Linked DNA regions of Homo sapiens: regions 2 and 3 are each linked to region 1. A link is a contact called in ENCODE Hi-C or POLR2A ChIA-PET data. All regions are on one chromosome and are shown on one strand. The core of a region is the stretch at or near the end of the contact, and the rest is flanking DNA. Distances in the headings are between cores, read along the strand shown.

Region 1 (3,117 bases), core at 332-2,831:
ACTGAGAGGTGATGACCTTCATGGGGGTGAATGCAGAGAGCTATGGCGTTGGGTTTGACTCCTGGCTTTCAGGCAGAAATGCATGCCATTCAACCCCCTCCCACTCCTTTGCCTATGCGCTGGCCACTTGGCCTTCCTGCCATTTGGTGGCATTTATCCTCTTCAAATTCCTTCCTTCCACCTGCCAGTTTCTAACCAGATCTTGCCCTGTCTGGCTCCATTCTGTATGTTATGTGCCCATTTGATGAAAACAGCATGAGGCAGGGTCAACATTGCATTTCTTTCTAAGAACGAGGACAAAATATGAGTAGCATCCTTCCAATAGTTAACTTTTAGCCCTTTACTTGTGTGAAGGACTTGTTATCCCAGTTGATAGATGAGAAGACAGATGACCATAAGTGCAAGAAATTCAGAGTTTGATGTGAAGCCCAGCTCTGGGCTCCCTGTTGACTATTTTGTCATTGATGTATGTGAAACCATGTGGAAATCCAAAAGGAAAGTTGTCCATTTTTCTGCTTGCAGTTTAAATTGAAAAAAGATTCTACTGGGCATGATGCAAAACATTTCTACACATACACATTTGTGTGTTATAGTTGACAGGGCCATTTTACTTGCATAAAAAGATCTTTGAAAAGCCTCACAGTAATAATACTTTTTATATCTCTAAATCAAAATGGCTCAGTTCTGAGAATTTTTACATTTTAGGTACAAAATAGAAGTGGGTTTCAAATAGCTCTTGATTAGTGTCATTATTTGGGCATATGTTTTTAATTGGCAAAAAAAAAACAGACTTCAGAAATTGGTCATTTTTATTCCATCAAGTTAACGGTGAGTGGCTTATTTAATAAAAACATGTCTGTAATTTAACACAAGTAGCACGTACAGCTGTTCATTTGTGTCTTTTTGACTGTGTGAAGCATCTTAGACGGTTTTACTGAAAGATAGGGTCACCGAGAGGGGAAATCTGTGGACTTAAATCTTTTTTCATTACCTATCGCCGGCCACTAGGTTAGGTTAGTTGCCGCCAGCAAGCGCCCTTCATGGCTCGACTAGGGAATGTGGAGAGAGCTGAGAGAATCGAAATCCTCGATTTTTTTTTCTTTGCTGAGAGGGACCTGAGAGACATTCACTCATCCCTGCAAAGAAGCAGCTGCCCGAATGCACATAGCCAGTTGGTAGTGACATGAATCCGTACACAGGGCTCCTGGTCCAGCGCTCCGAGTTCTAACCACTCTGGCCACGTGTGCATCGGGGAGTTGTAAAGTGAGTTATGGAAATAAAACAAGGCGAGAAGCCCAGTCCCGATCTTCAGGAGCAGCATTCTCGGGAGCCAGAGGCCGAGGTGGCGCCCCGGGCAGGCGCCTTAGGCTGGGTGGGTGCGGAGCTGGCCCCGGCCTTTGGCTCCAGCATCTTCACCTCGCTCGCCTGCCTCCGAAGTTGCGAAGGTGCCGGGAAGAGGAGGGGCCTCGCCTCGGGCGCCCGAGTGATTGGCTGCTTAGGGCCCCGGGCGAAGGCTGTGTGGTCCAGCCCTGGTGGAGAGGGGCGGAGCGGCCACTGCTCCAACCACCGCCGCCACCGCCACACTCGCAGCCGCCGCAGCCTCGGCCGCCGGGCAAGTAGCTCCGAGCGGCTGCTTCCCGGTTGCCTCGACGAAGACAGGGGGCGCCGCGCTCCGCTTGCTCCGCGCCTGAGCCATGCCCAGCAGCCCTGTGTAACCACCGAGTCCCGGCCGGAGCCGACCGACCCAGTGTGCGCCGTCTTTCGGCCGAGCTGAGCTTTCGTGCACGCAACTCCCTCTGCCCCAGCCGGCCCCGCGCCACCATGCCCCGGGCGACTGCACTTGGGGCCCTGGTGTCACTGCTGCTGCTGCTGCCGCTGCCTCGCGGCGCCGGGGGACTCGGGGAGCGCCCGGACGCCACCGCAGACTACTCAGAGCTGGACGGCGAGGAGGGCACGGAGCAGCAGCTGGAGCATTACCACGACCCTTGCAAAGCCGGTAGGTGCCGCCGCTGGGGAAGTCCCGCAGAAGTTTGCCTTTGAAATGCAAATGAGGTGGTGGGCAAGCCTGCACTACCGTCTATGGGGCGGGTCTCCCCTCCCCTCCCCTGAGATCCCCGGCTCCCCCGGAAGACAATGCCTCCGAGGAATTGCTTAAAAACCACTCCGAGGCTGGGATGTCCCGGCCCCAGGTTTGCGGTGCGCACCGGGGGGCGACAGCTGGCGCGTTCCCAAAGCGAATCAGAGCGGGTGCCAGAGGCCGAGAGGGCGCCCAGGGGCCGGGGTGGGTGCCAGGGCCGCCTGACAGCGAGTGGGCAGCACTGGCCACCGCCAGACGCTCCGGGCCGGAGCAGAAGAGCTGGACTGGGCGCGGCGCTCCGAGGCTCAGATGGAGTTCCTGGCTCCGATTTCACAGCATTTTTAAGTTTCGCGCAAAGTTTCCCAAGATCTGTGGTTACTCTTGGGAGATTTTAAAAAGAAAAGCGTCACAGCGGGCAAAAGGAAAGGGGTCGCCGAGGGAGAATGAGCAAGACTCGAATAGCCGGAAACTTCCCTGTAGCGGTACCGGCCTGAGGGTCGCTCTGGGCGGGCGGAGATGGAAGCCGGCAGGTGCTCTAATCCCTCCAGGAAGCGGCGCCCCAGGACGTACGGGCCTTTCGGGCGCAATCGCCGCCCGGGCGCTGCAGCTCCCGCTTCCTCGGGGCCACTGATCGGCTCGTGAGTCCTGAGGGGAGCGGCTTCCGAGCTGGAGTCGTTGAAGCGTTAGCCTCCGAAGGGCCAAGCGCATGTTCCAGCAAGCTGATGAGTGTGGGGCAGTTCCAGCACGGACAGAGGGGTGCTCACGCTCACGCTCCCAGGGAGATGCTGGGCTCAGAGGCTCGCACAGACGCTCCTGGCCCATGGCCAGTGTCCCGCGAGTAGTGGTGTTTATCTCCGGCTTTGTGGGGCCCCGTTTCACTTGGCGGTCGGCAGAGAAGAATGGGGAGGGAAGAGCGCGACCTCCACCCTCGGCGAGGCAGGTGCTCCTTCCCGGGGCTGTGGCCGGCCAGGTCTCTGCGGGGCCTGTGGGCCAGTGGTTGCCCCTTCACGCCCTGGAAACCTCTATCAGTTCCAGGTTAC
Region 2 (3,117 bases), core at 346-2,845, 250 kb before region 1:
GCCACTGCACTCCAGCCTGGGCAACAGAGAGATCCTGTTTCAAAAAAAAAATTAGTCCTCAATTCATTAGGAGTGTGGTTTACATGAATCGCCAGTAAAAGGAACATAGGGCTTGAATAGGCACTTATCTTTACCTGTATCTCACTGCCAGGGTGAAATCTAAAGCATTTATCACTAGTCCGGCTGAGGCACCTTCAGAACAGATGTTGGTGTAGGGTTGGAGCCCCCTGCTGGCAGCCTCCTGCTGTGCGTGACATTACTCCTTTGGGGGAGTCTCAAACGGGGACCCAGGAAGTTACAGGGAAGGGATGATAAAGGCCACTTGGAAGAACTGGGCAGTGACTGTTGATTAACAGTACGTAAAAGTAAGTAAAGGTGTTTCCATTTTAATGCAGCACATGCTGTCTTATTCCCCTGGGAAGACAAGCCTGGTACAAGGAACTGTGTGTGTAGTTTACTGTGGACAGTGGTGATACCAGGGAGCAGGGGTGGAGACTAAGGAAACTGACCAGGGAAGAAGGAAAACCAAGCCAGTCACATTGGTGACTGCAGTGGGCACGGGGGCTTCCATCCCAACAGCAACTTCTGAGGAGTTGTATACAGATAGTGCCTCAAACTGACCACCCAATGGATGAAAGGCAGAAGTTGTAAGTGTTCCCCCATGAACTCCCATCTAGCATTGACAGAGGGTCATCTTGAAGGTTGTAACGCCCTTGCGCTTGTAGGTTTCACATCAGCGAGTGCCGGGGTGCTCCCGCAGGCACGTCGCACCACAGCATCGGAGAACCTTGCGGGGTCAGGGGAAGATGTACAGCGCATGCTTGAGGTGAGGCAGGGCCACAGGAGGTGAGTTGAAGCCTGCATAGAATTGTGTCCTCAAATAATAGCAGGAATCGAGGTGTGGCCAAGAGGATCCAAGGCAGTGCGTGGAGCACCCAACACTTAGGCATTCCTCAAGAACCTTGTGTTCGGCAAAATCAAGCAGTAAGAGTAATAGGGCTTATGGGGAAAATAGGGTTAGAGGCAGATCACTCGTAATCTGTGGAAATCTGTAACCAGAATGCTAATAAAAATAGTGGTTTGCACATAAGGAGATAACTTGGACTGCCCAGACTGCCTCAGTGTGGCTGGAGACTGTCACAGTAGATATTTAAAATGTTCAATGTGATAGAGTGGGAACATGCTGGCAACACTTTAATTAGAGCTGGTCTGGCAAGTGTTGAAAGAGTGCAGATGGTGGTGGGCTCTGAGTGCTAGTCAGGTGGATCCAGGAAGCAGTGCAACCTGGCTGAGAGCTGGGGAAAAGGGCCCTGGGTGTGTGTGCTCATTGCCATTTTCCTAAAATACAGCTGAAAGGGCTCATGCAATTAGTGTAGCAGCTGAGCTGAGCGCTTCTTCCTTCCCTGATGATGGCTATAATTTTACTTCTGCAGTGAGCTGATTCCCATAACAGAAATGTGCATTCTAGCAGAACAAATGTCTTTCTGGGTCTCACTGTATGGTGAGACTGTGGTGCATACTGATTAAGTATTGGCCCATTTCACTGCTCCCGTGGGCTTGGCTTGCTCCATGCTGATACCGCACTTCCTCATTTCAGCCCTCAGACTCTGAGCCATTGCCCACCAGGTTTCCAGATGCAGTACCCTCTGTAGCTCCTCACCTGCCATTTCGAATCCTGTTTATTGACAGGTGTTAATGTGGACAGCCTATTTATTAATGAACTTCTCCGGCTTAATTTATAAGCCTTTCTCCTCCCATGAGAATGTTCCCCATTTCCCTCATAACTGCCCCCATGAGAATCCCTGATGAGTGAGCTCTGGTGCTTGGACTCCATCTCCCTCTCTTGCTTCAGATGTACCCATTATACATCAAAATGAGCTGCATAGGAGGCCAGCTGCCTCCTGTAATCCCAGTGGCTCACACCTGTAATCCCAGCACTTTGGGAGGCTGAGGCGGGTGGATCACCTGAGGTCAGGAGTTTGAGACCAGCTTGGCCATCATGGCGAAACCCCGTCTCTACAGAAAATACAAAGATTAGCTGGGTGTGGTGGCGCATGAGAATCACTTGAACCTGGGAGGCGGAGGTTGCAGTGAGCCGAGATCATACCACTGCACTCCAGCCTGGGAGACAGAGAGACAGAGCCAGACTCCTAAAAAAAAAAAAAAAAAAAAAAAAAAAACAGAGCTGCATAGGGATGAAGGAGATGAAAAACAAAGCTACCAGTAAAAAAGCAAGTCAGTCATTTATCACAGCTATGGTAAACAATCATTTTTCTAATTATTGAACAAATAAAAGAATAACAGTAATAATACAATGATGTAACTACTTTTATGAGTTGCTATGTGCCAGGTGCACTTTATGCATTATCTCTTTTTTTTTTTTTTTTTTTTGAGACAGAGTCTCGCTCTGTTGCCCAGGCTGGAGTGCAGTGGCGCAGTCTCAGCTCACTGCAACCTCCTCCTCCCGGGTTCACGCCATTCTCCTGCCTCAGCCTCCTGAGTAGCTGGTATTACAGGCGCCCACCACCACGCCCAGCTAATTTTTTGTATTTTTAGTAGAGACGAGGTTTCACCATGTTAGCCAGGATGGTCTCAATCTCCTGACCTCGTGATCCACCCGCCTCAGCCTCCCAAAGTGCTGGGATTACAGGCGTGAGCCACCGCGCCCGGCCTGCATTATCTCATTTAATCCTTATAAGACATTGTGTGCTCAGTGCCATTATTAGTGATATCAGGTTTTTACAGATGGGAAGAAGGCTTAGAGAGGTTATGTAATTTGCTCAGTCACCCAGAGTGGCAGAGCAGGAATAAGAGTGTTAGAATTTGAATTCATACATTTCTAACTATTTTCTACTACCTTCTAGCATAAACCAATAAATAATACAGGAAAAATTGAGCTGCTAGGACATGGTAAAAAATAAGAGTATATACAAAATCTATAAATACGGAAAGGAAGAGATTAGAGGAAATAGCTGCAGCAGATATGATAAAGAATCAGCAAATGCTCTTATTAAATTTATGATTAAGAGTATCAAGAAGCTGGGCAGGCGCGGTGGCTCACACCTGTAATCCCAGCACTTTGGGAGGCTGAGGAGGGCAGATCACGAGGTCAGGAGA
Region 3 (3,117 bases), core at 241-2,740, 210 kb before region 1:
CCGGCTAATTTTTTGTATTTTTAGTAGCGACGGGGTTTCACCGTTTTAGCTGGGATGGTCTCGATCTCCTGACCTCGTGATCCGCCCGCCTCGGCCTCCCAAAGTGCTGGGATTACAGGCGTGAGCCACCGCGCCCGGCCACTAGGATCCTTAAAACTGGAAGAGGGAGACAGAAGAGAGTCAGAGAAAGGGATATGATGACAGAAGCAGGGCCATCTGGCTTTGAAGATAGAACAAGGAGGCCATGAGCCAAGGAATGTGGATGGCTTCTAGAAGCTGAAAGAGCCAAGGAAATTGATTCCCTTCTATTTGGCAGAAAGAAACCCAGCCCAGCCACCACCTTGATTTTAGCCGATGGAGACTCATGTCACACTTCTGAGCTACAGAACTGTAAAATGATAAGTTGGTGTTGTTTTAAGCCACTAAATTTGTAGTAATTTATTATGGCAACAGAAGAAAATGAATGCACGGCCTCATCCTGATATTCCCGTTCTTAAATCCATTTCATTTTATTTCCACCTGGACTTCAGCCCTAACCTTGCCTCATCTCTGCTCTCTGGGTCCATCTTCTGGCCCCTGGATTGTTGAGAACTCCAAGGGGATGTGCTATTCAGTTGAATTTCGGCAGCAGGCAAAGGGAGGAGTCCAAGAAGAGGGCAGGTGAAGGCAAGGGTTAAGCAAGAGTTCTAGCTCTGGAAGCAGACTGGCTTGGTACTGAACCTCCGGGAGCTTTTGTTCTCTGTGGAAGCCTGAGCAAGGTATTTGGCTTGTTTCTTTGGCTCCAATGTAAAGACAGTGATAGGTGCTACCTCAGAAGGTTGCTGTGAGGATGCAATGCGATAATGTGTGTAAGGTGCTAAACGCAGCGCCCAGCAGACAGGAACACAGGAAATGAATGGCAGAGAAACTCTATTAGACATTTATCATGTGACATTATAATTAATGTTCATGTGCCATCAGGAGACCAGATCCAAGGAACGGCAGAAAGATCACAGGAGGGCACTCAAGGGCAACGCCGAGCACCCAGGGCCAGGTGCCCAGCCCTCCTCCTCTTCCCCTTCCTGTCCCCTCCCCTTTCCTGCTGGGGCAGCAGGGGCTTAGGGACAAAGCCCCAGGCGATGAGGAGGTGGCTTGGACAGCTGGTGCTCACACACACACACACCCCCGCCCTGTCTCCCAGAGGCCTGGCAGCCCCACACTCTCCCCCTCCGCCTCCTCCCCACACCCCCTCCACCTCGGGCTGCCCTTTGGTGGCAGATCAGGGCTGGTTTCCCGAGGAGTGGGGCGCACGTGGCGCGAAGCCCCCGCCTTCTCGCTGCCCCTGAGCAGGGGGCCGTGGGGGGAGCTGGCCGGCGGCCGGCATGGGGTTCTCACTTCCCCTCCCCAACGGCCGCGGGTGCAGGTGCCGCGGGCCGAGTCCCGCAGGCGGGGCGGACTCTGTGGACACGCCCTCGTGGCGAGGCCGGGCTGCCCTGAGGGAGGAAGCGCCAGAGCGGCGGCCGGTCCCGCGCGGAGCCCGGCGCCCCTCCAGCCCGAGCCAGGACGCCGCCGGCCCCGGTCCCGGCCCCGGGCACGCAGCGAGCCAGGGATGTGAGCGGCGCCCCGCGGCATGGCAGCCTCAGGTGGGTAGGCAGGCGCCGCGGGTCCCCGGGCTCCCGGCCCCTCTCTCGTACCCCGCATCCCTTGAGGCGCGCTCCCCCGCTTGCTTCTGTTTGCGTCCTCTGTGCGGGGATCTTGCCCTCTTTCTGCTCTTTTCTATGTTCCCTGTCGCAAACTTCCCACTCCAACTTTCCCACGTTTCCCGTCCCAGCCTGTGGCGCGATTCTCTTCAGCCCCTGCCTGGCCCGACCCCCTCCCACTTCTTCAGGGTCTCCTTCGCTCCCTCCACCTCTGGCCCTAGGAGTGTCTGAGCGTCGCTTCCCCTGTCCCTCCGACTCTGAAGCGAGAGGCGAGTTGAGAGAAGCGGAGGGCGGGCGATGTGGATGGTCTACAGGGCCAAACGCGTCTCCTGGGCTCCGTGGACCCACAGGGGGCGCTCAGGCAGTCCTAGGTGGTGCGGAGAGATCAGCCGGGGAGGCCCTTGGGACAGTTCCCCAAGCCCCGTTCCTCCACCCCTCCCAGGCTTTGTGTTTTGGGTCTAGAACTTTGCTAGGGATCTAGGAACACTATTCCTTGAACTTTACTTTTCCTGCGTCCTTTGCAGAACTTTGGGGAATGGGGAGAGTTGGCGGTCACTGGGTAAATGTACTCATCAAAGGGTGCCAAGCGTCTTTTCTGGCTGGTCTTGGGTTGCCTTCTGGTTCATGGGTGTACACACTTGGCAAGTCGCTCACTGACGGAGATCCAGGACAAGCCACATAATGATGATAACGGAGACAATTAATGAGTCCTTACTATTGCACTCCAATGGATACTGTGCACCTAATATGTTCTCCATGGTGGGCAGGAAACACCTAGTCTCTGCTCTCCAGGAGTTTATGGTCCTGTAGAGGAAAGCAATAAGTAAACAAGGAATTACTAGATGAGAGGAGGTAGAGTTACAGTGTTTACAAATGGGTTTACTTGTATTTTCCCAGCCCACTTTATGATGTTTTAGTAGGGATAACCTGTGAAAACAGGTTGCAGGTGCCCCTTGAAAAAGAAAATCTAGGTGGCCAGGAGAAGGCACTGTTCTTACAGGAGGTGAGCAAACACTGGAATGAAGAGCCAGCTCTCCCCAGATCCTCTGAGGGTCTGGTAAGGGTGCTTCGGAAGCAGAGGTAGAAAAGGCCAGGAGTGATTGTTCCATGTACTACAGGCTCATTAAAGGGGATGGGAAGGTAGTTAATCACAGCCTCCTGGCTCTCCAGCTGGGCTCTGGAGGCTAAAAGAAGCTGTGTTGTGAATAAGGAGGCCTAGTAATAGCAGGTAATATACACTTAATAAGGAAAATCTCTGGTATGACATGTGTTATGGGAAAACGATAAAGAAGGGTGAGGGAGACTGGGGTTAGGATTTTCAAATGAGGTGGCCAGGGTGGAGAAAGGCACATTTGAGCCAAGATTTCCAGGGGGAGGAGGCTCTTTGGGGAAGAGTGCTCCAAGCAATGAGTGTATGTGGTGCGTTAAAGGAAAGGGA

Evidence for each region. Hi-C counts contacts between places; a loop is a spot of excess contacts on that map. ChIA-PET counts read pairs that join two places held with the same protein, here RNA polymerase II (POLR2A). Pooled maps may share reads with other maps.
Region 2: a loop to region 1 is called in a map of IMR-90, with 21 times the contacts of the local background. The contact joins the enhancer-like site here to the promoter of TLL2 in region 1. A Hi-C loop is called at or near these places in 1 of 168 maps with a recorded cell type or tissue (IMR-90), 2 of 37 single-sample maps with no recorded cell type and 1 of 50 pooled maps. POLR2A ChIA-PET finds 5 or more read pairs at or near these places in 2 of 52 experiments (CD4-positive, alpha-beta T cell and GM12878).
Region 3: a map of naive thymus-derived CD4-positive, alpha-beta T cell shows a loop between it and region 1 (3-fold over the local background). The contact joins the promoter of PIK3AP1 here to the promoter of TLL2 in region 1. A Hi-C loop is called at or near these places in 1 of 168 maps with a recorded cell type or tissue (naive thymus-derived CD4-positive, alpha-beta T cell) and 9 of 50 pooled maps. POLR2A ChIA-PET finds 5 or more read pairs at or near these places in 2 of 52 experiments (HepG2 and activated CD8-positive, alpha-beta memory T cell).

The regions. Positions count from the first base shown.
Region 1 is chr10:96,512,390-96,515,506 of GRCh38, reverse strand. It overlaps TLL2 (tolloid like 2), which reads left to right and starts at 1,581. Exons shown (of 21, transcript NM_012465.4): 1 at 1,581-1,996. The coding sequence starts at 1,822. RefSeq lists enhancers at 1,731-1,800, 2,990-3,117.
Region 2 is chr10:96,762,954-96,766,070 of GRCh38, reverse strand. No RefSeq gene overlaps it. Among named protein-coding and RNA genes, the nearest start is that of PIK3AP1, 44 kb to the right of the region's middle. RefSeq lists a silencer at 96-185. Within about 2 kb of position 1,595, at least 3 of the 41 ENCODE cell types and tissues checked have a DNase peak (open chromatin) inside an H3K27ac peak, as active enhancers do.
Region 3 is chr10:96,718,887-96,722,003 of GRCh38, reverse strand. It overlaps PIK3AP1 (phosphoinositide-3-kinase adaptor protein 1), which reads left to right and starts at 1,490. Exons shown (of 17, transcript NM_152309.3): 1 at 1,490-1,622. The coding sequence starts at 1,610. RefSeq lists enhancers at 899-1,008, 1,859-1,968 and silencers at 1,129-1,428, 1,479-1,728.